Linked DNA regions of Homo sapiens: region 2 is linked to region 1. A link is a contact called in ENCODE Hi-C or POLR2A ChIA-PET data. All regions are on one chromosome and are shown on one strand. Each heading gives the region's core, a stretch centred on a gene start or an enhancer-like site at or near the end of the contact. The rest is flanking DNA. Distances are from core to core; before and after follow the strand shown. Region 1 holds the start of LMNB1 (lamin B1). Region 2 holds the start of FNIP1 (folliculin interacting protein 1).

Evidence for each region. Hi-C counts contacts between places; a loop is a spot of excess contacts on that map. ChIA-PET counts read pairs that join two places held with the same protein, here RNA polymerase II (POLR2A). Pooled maps may share reads with other maps.
Region 2: a loop to region 1 is called in a map of naive thymus-derived CD4-positive, alpha-beta T cell, with 13 times the contacts of the local background. The contact joins the promoter of FNIP1 here to the promoter of LMNB1 in region 1. A Hi-C loop is called at or near these places in 2 of 168 maps with a recorded cell type or tissue (CD8-positive, alpha-beta T cell and naive thymus-derived CD4-positive, alpha-beta T cell) and 11 of 50 pooled maps. POLR2A ChIA-PET finds 5 or more read pairs at or near these places in 1 of 52 experiments (Panc1).

Annotation. Positions count from the first base shown.
Region 1 is chr5:126,773,128-126,779,984 of GRCh38, forward strand. LMNB1 (lamin B1) reads left to right here and starts at 4,009. Exons shown (of 11, transcript NM_005573.4): 1 at 4,009-4,740. The coding sequence starts at 4,382. It overlaps LMNB1-DT (LMNB1 divergent transcript), which reads right to left and starts at 3,359. Exons shown (of 4, transcript NR_134485.1): 1 at 3,168-3,359. RefSeq lists silencers at 2,786-2,835, 3,486-4,135, 4,336-4,415, 4,726-4,775, 4,986-5,095 and enhancers at 3,770-4,570, 5,586-5,675.
Region 2 is chr5:131,792,871-131,799,727 of GRCh38, forward strand. FNIP1 (folliculin interacting protein 1) reads right to left here and starts at 4,147. Exons shown (of 18, transcript NM_133372.3): 1 at 3,960-4,147. The coding sequence starts at 4,051. RefSeq lists silencers at 3,761-4,040, 4,091-4,350.

The DNA of each region.
Region 1 (6,857 bases), core at 2,759-5,258:
TCTCCATGTTGGTCAGGCTGGTCTCGAACTCCCGACCTCAGGTGATCCACCTGCCTTAGCCTCCCAAAGTGCTGGGATTACAGGCATGAGCCACCGAGCCCGGCATGTGTTTTTTTGTTTTGTTTTGTTTTTGAGACGGAGTCTCGCTGTGTCGCCAGGCTGGAGTGCAGTGACGCGATCTCGGCTCACTGCAACCTCTGTCTCCTGGGTTCAAGAGATTCTCCTGCCTCAGCCTCCTGAGTAGCTGGGACTACAGGCGCGCACCACCATGCCCAGTTAACTTTTTTGTATGTTTAGTAGAGACGGGGTTTCGCCGTGTTGGCCAGGATGGTCTCGATCTCTTCACCTCGTCATCCGCCCGCCTCAGCCTCCCAAAGTGCTGAGATTACAGGCGTGAGCCACTGTGCCCGGCTCCATTTCCATTTTCCTTGAAGGAAATCACGGAATAATTTTCTTAAAGTTATACAGCTATCAGTAGCACATCCTCAATTGTCTGACTCCAAGAAAGTTGTTTTATATAATAGGATATGTATAATGTGAGCCTCTTCAAATAATCTGAAAATTGAGGAACTCTATCAATAGAAAGCTTCAGGCCGGGCGTGGTGGCTCACGCCTACGATCCCAGCATTTTGGGAGGCTGAGGCTGGTGGATCACGAGGTCAGGAGTTGGAGACCAGCCCGACCAACATGATGAAACCTCGTCTCTACTAAAAATACAAAATTAGCCCGGTGTGGTGGCGCAGGCCTGTAATCCCAGCTACTCGGGAGGCTGAGGTAGGAGAATCGCTTGAACCCTCCAGGAGGTAGGAGATGGAGGTTGTGGTGAGCTGACATCGCGCCACTGCACTCCAGCTTGGGCAAGAAGAACGAAACTCTGTCTCAAAAAAAAAACAAAAACAAAAACAAAAAACAAAGCTTCATGGGGTTGAGAGCAATAGAGATCATTGCTGGAATCACATATAATCTTAAAACTTAAAAAATGGACAGGAAATAATTTTAAAAGAAAACTGACAATTTTTTTTTTTTTTTTTTGAGACGGAGTCTCGCTCTGTCGCCAGGCTGGAGTGCAGTGGCGCGATCTCGGCTCACGACAACCTCCGCTTCCCGGGTTCAAGCCATTCGCCTGCCTCAGCCTCTCGAGTAGCTGGGACTACAGGCACGTGCCACCACGCCCAGCTATTTTTTTTTTTTTTTTTTTTTGTAGTTTTAGTAGAGACGGGGTTTCACTATGTTGGCCAGGATGGTCTCCATCTCTTGACCTCGTGATCCGCCCGCCTCGGCCTCCCAACCAAGTATTTTTAAAAGACAGGTAAAGGGGAGCAAGGAATGAAAACCATAAAACCATATGGATTGACTATATCACCTGTCGTAGTGGAAAGGGTCTCACAACCAAGTGAGAACAAGCAGATTTACATTCCAATCCTGGTTCCACAGCCTGGGACCCAGCACTCACCTTCTTTTGGTCTAATTTCCTCATCGGTAATTTATTTTATTTAACTTTAAAAAATTTTTTTTATTTTTTTGCAGATAGGGTCTTGCTTTGACGCCTAGGCAGTGTCGCAATCTCAGCTCACTGCAACCTCTGCCTCTGAGGTTCAAGCGATTCTCCTGCCTCCTGCCTCAGCCTCCGGAGTAGCTGGGACTACAGGCGCGCGCCACCACACCCCGCTAATTTTTGTATTTTCAGTAGAGGCGGGGTTTCACTATGTTGACAGGCTGGTCTGGAACTCCCGACCTCAAGTGATCTGCCCACCTCGGCCTCCCAAAGTGCTGGGATTACAGGCTGAGCCACCACACCCGGCCGGTTTTCTCATCAGTAATTTAGATTTTAAAGTTCCCTTTAAGATTACTTGAATACTTAAAGTCTAAGCTTTTCGATTCTTTATTTCTCAATGAGGTTAAGAAAGGAAGTATTTCATGGCCAGGCGCGGTGGCTCACGCCTGTAATTCTAGCACTTTGGGAGGCCGAGGCGGGCGGATTGCCTGAGATCAGGAGTTCGAGGCCAGCCTGGGCAACACGGTGAAGCCCAGTCTCTACTAAAATACAAAAAATTAGCCGGGTATGGTGGCGTTGGTCCCAGCTACTCAGGAGGCTGAGGCAGGAGAATCGCTTGAACCCGGGAGGTGGAAGTTGCAGTGAGCTGAGATTGTGCCATTGCACTCCAGCCTGGGCGACAGAGCAAGACTCCGTCTCCCTGCCATCCTCCCCCCCACCCCCCCACCCCCCAAAAAGCAAGGAAGTATTTTAGGAAACCGGACAGGAAATAGAACCATTAATAAGGAGAATGTCATCATTCACAGAGTGCCAAAAATTCATCTGGGATGAATATGCAGCTCCCAGTGCTCTTCACTAATTCTTATGTACATGACTTGATTAACAGTTAAAGAATATCCTGGTCTCCATTTCTGCCATTTTAAAAGTAAGTAACCATTAATTACAGAAGCGTTCCTAATAGGTGGTAAGGTGGTCATCTAGGGTATAGCTAAGGGCCAGACTCGAGTCAATTAGAATCCTGGGACCTGTCAAACGCAGTCCTGCGGAGCAGCCTTCAGACAGTGAATCTATAAAATGGATGGTTTCTTTCTTTCTTTTTTGAGACGGGGTCTCCCTGTCACCCAGGCTGGAGTGTAATGGTGCCATCTCGGCTCACTGCAACTTCCCCTTTCCGGGTTCAAGGGATTCTCCCACCTCAGCCTTCCAAGTAGCTGAGATTACAGGCACCCGCCATCATGCCCGGCTAATTTTTGTATTTTTGTAGAGACGGGGTTTCACCATGTTGGTCAGGCTGGTCTTGAACTCCTGAGCTCAGGTGATCCTCCCCCACTCGGCCTCCCAAAGTGTTGGGATTATAGGCGTGAGCCACCGCGCCCGCCCGGATGAATTTTCAAATAGAAACAATCCAGTTTCCCACATCACACGGAGATTGTGTGGATGGGTAATCCATGAAAAGCCTGGTGCTGGCACTCAGTCCCAATAAATGTTAGCTAAAAATTAGGAACTTTTCAAAGGGATGAATGTGCTTTCTAATAGAAGTAGCTGCCAGTGACATCTTGGGAGCCTCTTTTTAAAAGCAAAAAATTATTTCATCTTAAATTTTCACAAGTTCAGATTTTTATGTACCTGATTTTAACGGAGTATGAAACAGCTTGCTCTCGTAGTTACTCACCGTCATATGTTAATCGTATCATTTCTGAGCTGTTTTTTGATTTTACAAACCCTTAAATTAAGAAACGGATTAGGAACCGCCCATTAACACTGTTGGCAAATGATTTAAAATCAGGGTTGCTGGTTTTTCTGTGATAATCTATCGGCTTCAAGACGCACAGATCTCACTTTCATGGAAAGAAGTTGCCTGATACAGTTTTCCACCGGAGAGAAAAATAAAGGCTGGTACTTGGAACCTGCAAGCCGTGCATTTGGAACCTCGGACTCAAGTGCCTATTACGTAATTCCACAGCGTCCCGGCCTCCAGGCCGTTTCCCGAGCCCTCCAGCGGAGCGGGGGATAAGGTTACCACGCCCGCGGTGGCCGGGGACACTCTGAGTTTCGCGTGTGGCTTTTAGGGACGTTTATATTTGAATTTCCCTGAACCGCCGAGTGTGGGCGGTGGCGCAGATCCGTCCCGGAAACCTCCGGGCTCCTTCCCGCCTTTCTCAGGCCCGGCCCCTCCAAGGGGTCCCCGCGGGGCGGCGGGAGGGCCCTGGGCCCAGAGCCGCGCGGGTGGGCAGTCCCAGGCGTCCTTCCTTACAGCCCTGAGCCTGGTCCGGGAACCGCCCAGCCGGGAGGGCCGAGCTGACGGTTGCCCAAGGGCCAGATTTTAAATTTACAGGCCCGGCCCCCGAACCGCCGAAGCGCGCTGCCTGCTCCCCATTGGCCCATGGTAGTCACGTGGAGGCGCCGGGGCGTGCCGGCCATGTTGGGGAGTGCGGCGCCGCGGCCCGCGCCACCTCCGCCCCCCGCGGCTTGCCTCCAGCCCGCCCCTCCCGGCCCTCCTCCCCCCGCCCGCCGCTCCGTGCAGCCTGAGAGGAAACAAAGTGCTGCGAGCAGGAGACGGCGGCGGCGCGAACCCTGCTGGGCCTCCAGTCACCCTCGTCTTGCATTTTCCCGCGTGCGTGTGTGAGTGGGTGTGTGTGTTTTCTTACAAAGGGTATTTCGCGATCGATCGATTGATTCGTAGTTCCCCCCCGCGCGCCTTTGCCCTTTGTGCTGTAATCGAGCTCCCGCCATCCCAGGTGCTTCTCCGTTCCTCTAAACGCCAGCGTCTGGACGTGAGCGCAGGTCGCCGGTTTGTGCCTTCGGTCCCCGCTTCGCCCCCTGCCGTCCCCTCCTTATCACGGTCCCGCTCGCGGCCTCGCCGCCCCGCTGTCTCCGCCGCCCGCCATGGCGACTGCGACCCCCGTGCCGCCGCGGATGGGCAGCCGCGCTGGCGGCCCCACCACGCCGCTGAGCCCCACGCGCCTGTCGCGGCTCCAGGAGAAGGAGGAGCTGCGCGAGCTCAATGACCGGCTGGCGGTGTACATCGACAAGGTGCGCAGCCTGGAGACGGAGAACAGCGCGCTGCAGCTGCAGGTGACGGAGCGCGAGGAGGTGCGCGGCCGTGAGCTCACCGGCCTCAAGGCGCTCTACGAGACCGAGCTGGCCGACGCGCGACGCGCGCTCGACGACACGGCCCGCGAGCGCGCCAAGCTGCAGATCGAGCTGGGCAAGTGCAAGGCGGAACACGACCAGCTGCTCCTCAAGTGAGTGCTAGCTGGCGGCCGCGTTAGCGCCAAGGAGGGGCGGGGGCGCAACCGCGGCGACCAGCTCACCGGGTTCTGCCGTGGGGAGGGAGCAGAGGCCAGGATGCACGCGTCCTTCTGAAGGAACAGGGTCTCGGTCTCCGGAAAGGAGAAAGAATCTAGAGTTCATAGCGGAGCAGGGGTCGCGGAGGGGGCTCGAGCTGTAGCGCTGGGGGGCCGTGATGCCCATTTCTAGATTTTGGATACCCGCTGGGACGTGGTAAGTGCGCGCCTGGGACTGCCGAGAAGGAGCTCCCGCTTTCGCACTCGAATCCGGGGAGCCGGCGCGGAGAGGCGGCCCCTCAGGCCCCAGGTGCGGGGAGCTGGAGCGCGAGCGCGCGCTCGCGTGCGCGCCCCAGTTTCCGGCCGGCGCGAGACAAAGCGTCTAGCGGATTTGCAGTGCCGGGATGGGCGGCCGGGGAGGACTGGCAGCCCGCCTCTAGAATGAATGAGCTTCGCGCGGGCAGAGAGAGGAAGGGGAGGGACCTTCCCGCAGCATCCGCGTCTCCTGGGGGTGGGTCCCGCTTTGGCGCGCTCAGTCTTGGCCCTGTGACGTTTTGCGAAGATTCTACGCCTGCTTTAGGCGGGAGAGAGAGGCGGAGCTTGATCCGTGCGCCTCCAGCCAGCCCCGGGCAAGTTAGGTTTGCTAGCTGGTTAGCTTTCTCTGGGGAAATGTGTCCTGTCCCAGCGGGGATGGTGCGGTCCCTCGGGTGGTTCTGCGCAGGGAAGGAAAGCTGGGTTTGTGCATGTCACGGCTACCGTTCTTAGAATTGCGGTTCTCCTACCCCTCAGGCAGCGGCCCTCTGTCCCCAGCTTTTGCCTCCTCGTAGTATAGTCAGGCTTTCGGGTAGAGACTGTGCTTAGTACCCCTTAGTCGACCACTGTGCAGATAGTAGACCAGGGCAGGTGACAGGGTGCTGTGTAAATGCTGAGTGTTTGAGCGAAGGAGAGTTTGTAATTCACCTAAGCGAGTGCGAGTTTTCATTCCAGTGCACAAGGATACATTTGCAGACCTTTGCTGGCCTTATTTTGACTTTCTGATAAGCAAAATGGCCTGTCATCAGTAGGCAACAAGTGTTGATGTCATGCTTTAGAGATTTGCAAAATTTGGGTCTGAAATTCATGGTCGCCATTAGCACTGCCAGCTGAAATTTCTGGAGGTACCTTATTCTCACTTTGACACCCTTTGCCCCTGGATGTCTTTCTGTCTGTATCTGCGTGAATGTCCCTGTCCGAAGTCTCTGAGATTTTGTGTATTTTTACTTATCCCTCCTATCATATGTTTTCGGTTCATAAAAAAGCATGTGCACGTGGTAAGAATAAAATAGTATAGACTGGTTTGTAGCGAAAAACGATAACTGCACTACCTCTTTCCGGAGGCAATCACATTTATCCCTTTTTGTTTTTATTTCTTTGGATATTTAGTTATACAACTCGAAAATAATACTAAGCTTGTATTTCCCTTTCTTGGATTTACTAAGCCTTGGTTTCATCTTTTAAAATGAGCAGTCAGTTAACTCACACTATTATTTCTATGTTCCTCCAAATTTTTTGCCACTGAATTCCTTCAAATCTTAGATATCGTTGCTTGTAAGACTTGCCATTATTATGTGTACCACTAAGAAAATAAAAACATCAGGACCAACTGTGTAGGATCCATCCTGTTGGACCCATCATGATGGGTTTCATAGATATTAAAATGTCAAACAGGGCCGGGCGTGGTGGCTCACGCCTGTAATCCCAGCGCTTTGGGAGGCGAGGTGAGCGGATCACTTGAGGTCAGGAGTTCGAGACCAGCCTGACCAATATGGTGAAACCCCGTCTCTACTAAAAATACAAAAATTGGCCGGACGCGGGGGCTCACGCCTGTAATCCCAGCACTTTGGGAGGCCGAGGCGGGCGGATCACGAGGTCAGGAGATCGAGGCCATCCTGGCTAACAAGGTGAAACCCCGTCTCTACTAAAAATACAAAAAATTATCCAGACGTGGTGGCATGCATCTGTAGTCTCAGCTACTTGGGAGGCTGAGGCAGGAGAATCGCTTGAACCCAGGAGGCGGATATTGCAGTGAGCTGAGA
Region 2 (6,857 bases), core at 2,897-5,396, 5.0 Mb after region 1:
ATCCAAAACACTTCTAGAACCAGGCATTTCAGGTAAAGGATACTCAACCTGTATAACAAAAATCCAGACATTATTTAACAAAACATTAATTATGCCCTACAAACATTTCACTTCAAAACAACCTTCTTTGCCAAATTAGTTTTCAGGAATTTTATTTAAAACAATCTTTTTTTTTGAGACAGGATTTCACTCTGTTGCCCAGGCTAGACTAGTGCAGTGGCGCAATCATGGCTCATCACTGCAGCCTTAACCTCCCAGGCTAAGCAACCTCCCACCTCAGCATCCTGAGTAGCTAGGACTACAGGTGCATGCTGCCACACATGGCTAATTTTTTATATTTTTTGTAGAGACAGGGGTTTTGCCATGTTGCCCTGGCTGGTCTTGAACTCCTGGGCTCAAGCACTCCTCCCGCCATGGGCCTCCCAAAGTGCTGGGATTACAAGTATAAGCCACCAAACCCAGCCCAAAATAATCACTTTTATATGTACTATAGTTATTGGGCTTATACTTTTTACTTCCACTGGAAGAAAATGGAGAGAACATAAAGCAATATTTTCTACTAGAAACAGCCTTTTCTCCCAAATTCTTGAAATGGAGAAAACAAATTACTGTCTCAATTCTATAAATGACTGAAAAAATACACTCCCCATAATATTTTTCAAACTCATCTCCAGCTCAAGAATCTTAGATAAGCACATAGAAATCGATATGGTAAGAGACCTTAGAGTGAAGACAAGGGAAGGGGGTATTTCCTGGCCATCTCTTCCAATGGGGTAACCATAAAAGACAATACAGAAAGGTTCCTAAAGCTTCTTTATCGGAAGTCTCTCCTATTCTAAAGTCCTGCTGTGGCTTACAATTACTGAGCTTTGTATATTGGTTACTCTAGGAACTGCCTCTTAGGGACTGAGCTACAGTTAGTTGCCAATGGCTAACTACACCCAAGCCTGATTTAACAATTTAGGCTGACTAGAACAAAACAAAACACCCAAAAAAGGATTCCAGCAATGAAAGCATGGTATACTAGAATGAAAACAAAATGTTAGTCTACTCAAAAACCTGGGTTATATAAAAAGATGCTGAATATGATCTTCGGGAAATGCAAATTAAAACCACAAGATACCACTAGAATGGCTATAATCAAAAGAATAAAAAAACGATTAAGACAGTAAATTTTGGCCAGGCATGGTGGCTCATGCCTGTAATTACAGCACTTTGGGAGGCCAAGGTGGGAGGATACTTAGGAGCCTACTCAGGAGGCTGAGGTGAGAGGATTACTAGAGCCCAGGAGGTCAAGGCTGCAATGAGCCTTGATTGTATCATGGCACTCTAGCCTGAGCAACAAGTGAGACTCCATCTAAAAAAAAAAAAAAAAAAAAAAAAAGTAAATTTCATATTTTTTTTACAATAAAAATTTTTAATTAAAAAAGAACAAAAATAACAATATCAATATTGAAGAGATTGTGAAGAACCTGTAACCTTCATGCATTGCTACTGAGAATACAAAATGGTACAACTATTTTGGAAAAGTCTGACAATTTTTTTTTAAAGTTAAACACAACATTTAGCACATGACTCTGCAACCCCACTCCTAGATTTCTATCCAAGAGAAAAGAAAATATATGTCCACATAAAGATTTATACACAAACATTAACAGCAGCATTATTCATAATAGCCCAAATCTGGGGAAAAAATATGTCCTCCAACTAGTGGCTGAATAAACAAATCATGGTATAGCCATACAATGGAATACCATTCAGTGATAAAATTGAAGGAACTGGCTGGGTGTGGTGGCTCATCCCTGTAAGCCCAGAACTTTGGGAGGCCAAGGTGAGAGGATCCCTTGAGCCCAGGAGGTTGACAGTGTATTAAGCGTGGTCACGCCACTGTACTACAGCCTGTTGACAGAGTGAGAAAAAAAGGAACTAATAAATGCAACAAACAAGACAGACACAAGACTATGACAGAAAGTATCAGTGACTGCCACGGGTGAGGAGGAGTTAGGCTACAACAGAGCATGAGGGAACTTTTTGGGTGATGGAAGTGTTCTAAAACTTCATGGGGGTGGTGGGTACACAACTGTATACGATGTATGCTTAAAATGTATTTATACTTTATTGTGTATAAATTATAGCTCAATGAAATAGTTTTTAAAAAACCCTGGGTTGATTAGATCTGTAAGTTATTAGCTATGTGACATTAACCAGAATGGTTTTTTTTCCTTCAGATATGCCTATTCTGTTTCATCAGTTTTCATTTCTCACATGCACAAGTTTTATTTTTAAAGTGAGAGATTCCATAATGTACTGCAGTTATTGGGCTTACAGATAATTCTTACTTCCACTGGCAAAAGTATATAGTTATCTGCACTGCTACTTGCTCTATCTCGTAAGATTGCTGTGAAACATCAAATAAGATAACTGATGAGAAAGTTCTTTGGTAACTGTAAAATAGTATTACGCAACTATGTAGTAGACTTTACATTTTTGAAAACCAGACGTGAAAATGTTTTTTCATATGAGTGACTTGAGAGCCTTGTAAACCTACGTACCCAAAGTCAATCTTTGTCCAGAAATAGAAAGCAGTTGTCTATTCAAATGCCACCTTTTAAATATCCTATCGGAACCTGTTTCCTATTGTCGCTTGAGTTACTAGATGGCTCAATGTAGTATTATCTAACCTGCACTTTCATTTTTCAAAGGAAAAACACTAAAGAAATGTTTAAAGAGAGACAGATGAGCATGACACATTTATTTTTCAGGGGAAAAGACAGATACGTAGAAAAACCTCTTCAATTCCATATGCATTTACTGAATTTTTCCTGATGAGACCTGCATTAGCAAGAGAGAGTGAATAATTTTAAGAATAGCAAAATTTCTTAAACCAGTGTGGCAACTTCGCCTGTTCCAAAATTTGACAGATTCTCTTTTTTTATTTTTATTTTATTTTTTTGTTTCTACTATTGTTGTACAACTGGGCTCTTTGCTATCCTACCAAGTTTAAAACGTGTGGCATTTGACATTTAGCCTAGTTATATTTGCAAGTTTCCACACTGCAATACGTATAAAGGCTGTTTGGACATAATCTCCTCAGGTGCAGTTTAACGACTAAATTTTACCTTGAATTCAGGTTTATATCAAATCTTACAATTCTGAAAAGTTACTCTGCCAGCAACAGGTACTACAATGAAAAATTAACAAAGCCTGTAACACTACAAAATGCTCTACTAACATTTTCAATTTTTAAGACTCCTTTTCAGTAACAATTCGAGGAGGAAGAATCTACAGCCAATTCCAAGGCCAGATTTCATTCAATTTGGTCTTCCTTCGGCAGTAACCCTAAACTCAAGTTTCACATTTCTCCTTCGATAACATTAAGGTCGCTCGGTCCGGTTACTGCACACCTCCAATTTTAGCGTCCAAGAAACCTGAAAGAACGGCACGTTGCCTACTCGCTCCTCCAGCCTTCTCTCAACTCAGAAGCTTGGCCAAACGTGCCGCTCTCTCCACAACGCCAACGGAGCTGGAACGCAGCGCCCGGAGGACAACTGGTCACGGGGAGGAGGGGAGAACTTCGCGGCCCGGAGTACGGCGGCTGAGGTCCAATCCAGCCCGCGCCCAACTCTACTCGGTGCCAGGAAGGCGTGTGGACCCAAAGTCTCAGGCCGCGGTGCTAGGTCCGGAGGAGCAGAGTCGCGCGTGGCTGGGGGCAGGTCGTAAACAAACCGACGGGAGGAGGGGGAAGGGGCAACGGCGAGGCGGGTGGGGTAAAATAAAAGGTAGGACCTCGCTCCAACCCTTCGGCGCTAGCCCGCAGCCGGCTCCACCCCACCGAGGACCAGATGCTGCTCTCGGCGCGGCGCTTCCGCTCGGGTCGGAACACCGAAGGCCCCAACACCCCTGGAGCCCGGAGCCCACAAGGCCATCGGCTCCGCGACCCCCGCCCCACAGCGCCCTACCTGAACCCGCAATCTGGGTCCCGGGCGTCGCGGCCGGGCGCGCCCAGCCCGGTCCTCTTGCTGAAGAGCTTCTGGAACAGCGTAGGGGCCATGCTAGCCACGGCCAGGCAGGGGTCGCTCCGCTGGGCGCTTGCTAGGCCCCTGCTCCTACAGCCGCCCCGCCACCCCCATGGGCGCCTCAGTCATATGACAGAAATTAGTCACTTCAAACGGCCACGGCGCGCGGGGCGGGGCGCGAGGCAAGGCCGGCACTCATTGGCTGGAGGGGGGCCGCATCACGTGGCGGCGCGCGGAGCAAGGGGCAAGGTGGGGGCGTGGGGCGGAGCTGCCTCCCATAGGCTCACTGGCGGGTCCCGTCACGTGGCAGGGGCGGGGCGTGAGCCGAGAGGACAGGACTGGAAGGTGGCTAGGGATGTGTAGCGGGAGAAGGGTCAGTCTCGATCTTCCCCTGTGAAGCTGTCAGCGACCATCAGAGGGTACGCCGGGGTGGCGCGGGGACGATGCCAGGAGCCTTGGAGTGCAGAAGGCTTCGACTCCCCGCACCCACAGAGTTGCGTAGGGAACCACGGGCAACCGACTCTTCCTTGTCAGCCCCTCCCTAGCTTCTGCGGCTTCACACCTCCATTCCGCGCCGGGCAGAGTCTGGCGGCTCCTGGAGCACGGAAGGCCCACAAGCGTACCCGTGGGGCCGCGGCCAAGGCTGGACTTTGAGCCCAGGACCCCAGGACCGCCCTTAGAAGGCTGCGCCGGCCCGCGAGAGGTCTGGGATCTGGACAGCGCGGGGGCTGGCTCACAGGGACTGGTGAAGGAAACTGCCGGGACCCCTGCCACAGCCATGGCTCCCCGCAAAGACGACCTCGAGCAGGCACTGCGGGCAGTTTGTACTAGCGCCTAGAACCCTGACACCGGGAATTAGTCTCTTGGAAGAGCTAGCGATTGGAGGCTCAGGAGTTAGGCTGTTTCCTTGTTAACCAACAAAATCAGGTGAAACCAACGAAGTCAGGAAGCCTAAAGACATATATGTACAGATATCTAACCCTTTACGCTAATTATTTAGATTTTTAATAAATCTATCTTAATGTTTAGGTATGAAGACGGGAGGAACTGTGGAATTTTAGTCAAGTTACAGGGAAGAAACGCTTTCTAAAAAAAGAAAAACATTGCTCACATGTGACCTCACAGTCTTATTTAACCCATGGAACCAAAATATATCAGAGTTTGTATCAAACTAATCTTATAAATTTTCAGCAACCCCATCCATTCACTCACTCCCCCTCCAGGATGAGGAAGCTCGTACAATGGGATGTAATCCTCAGAGAAATTTAGGAAATAACTTGTATATGGTTGGAAGGCTGGATAAAAATACTTTGGGCAGGCGTGGTAGCTCACGTCTGTAATCGCAACACTGCAAGGCCGAGGCAGGCAGATCGCTTTAGCTCTGTAGTTCGAAACCAGCTTGGGCAACAGTAAGACCCTGTCTCTACAAAAAAAAAAAAAAAAAAAAAATTTTAATTAGCCAGGTGTGGCCGGGCGCTGTGGCTCACGCCTGTTATCCCAGCACTTTGGGAGGCCGAGGCGAGTGGATCACCTGAGGTCACGAGTTCAAGACCAGCCTGACCAGCATGGTGAAACCCCGTCTCCAAAAAATTAGCCGGCGTGGTGGCGGCGAATGCCTGTAATCCCAACTACCTGGGAGGCTGGGACAGGAGAATTGCTTGAACCCAGGAGGCAGAGGTTGCAGTGAGCCGAGATTGTGCCATTGCACTCCAGCCCGGGCAACAAGAGCGAGACACCGTCTCAAAAACAAACAAAAATTAGCCAGGTGTGGTCACGGCGCACACCTGTGGTCCCACTCGGGTGGCTGAGGTGGGAGGGTAGCTTGAGTGTGGGAAGTCAACGCTGCAGTGAGTGCCACTTGTACTTCAGCCTGGGCAACAGAGGGGGGCCCTATCTCAAAAAACAAATACTTTTTGAGAATTTCATTTAATTAGGTATACAAATTAAATTTTATTTTCTTTAAGTGGCTACCAACTCCCACTGATTTGCAGCTAGAGTTTATGCTCTAAATAAGGGTCTGAAGATATTTAGAAAAGAAAAAGTAATAGGCAGAATTTATATCTCTTTGAGAATTTGTCAACAACCAAAATACTGAGTTTCAATGTTCCAAGACTTTTTTAAAGCACTATTTATTGATGATTAAGATAGTAACATATTCTTTCCACAATCATTTATGTTCTAGGCAGTGGGGATCCAAAGTAAAAAAGAGCTAACTTTCTAGGTGAGGAGACAGTAAATAAGTATTTAAAGTTATTGCACTATTTATTGATGATTAAGATATTAACATATTCTTTCCACAATCATTTACGTTCTAGGCAGTGGGGATCCAAAGTACAAAAGAGCTAACTTTCTAGGTGAGGAGACAGTAAATAAGTATATAAAGTTATTTCAGATAGTAACTAATGTTGTGGAGTTAGTAAGAAATAAGCAATGAAATGAGGGTGTCAGCAAAGTCTGAGGAGGTAACATTTGAGGTGCTTAGGTTGAAAATCATTCAGTTGCTCTGTGTATTACCCAAGGTCCAGAAACTACTGGGCAATACAGGATCAAAACAGCAGTACTATTTCACCTAGACATTTCAGATAATCCTCTGGCATCAAATGCTGAAAGATTTCTAACAGGGTAAAATGAGCTGTGTATATTTTTCTCACAAAACATTTGAATGTAGAATGAAAAATGAAGTTTTTGTAAACAAAAAAATAAAGTCAATGCAATTTTTAAAAAGTAAACAGAAGTGTAGATCCTATCAGTCAATTAATGGGGCAATCATTTGGGAAGTTTTGTTTTTACACTAGTTAAGTTACACTAAATGAGTACAAGTGGAAACAGGCCAAAGTCTGT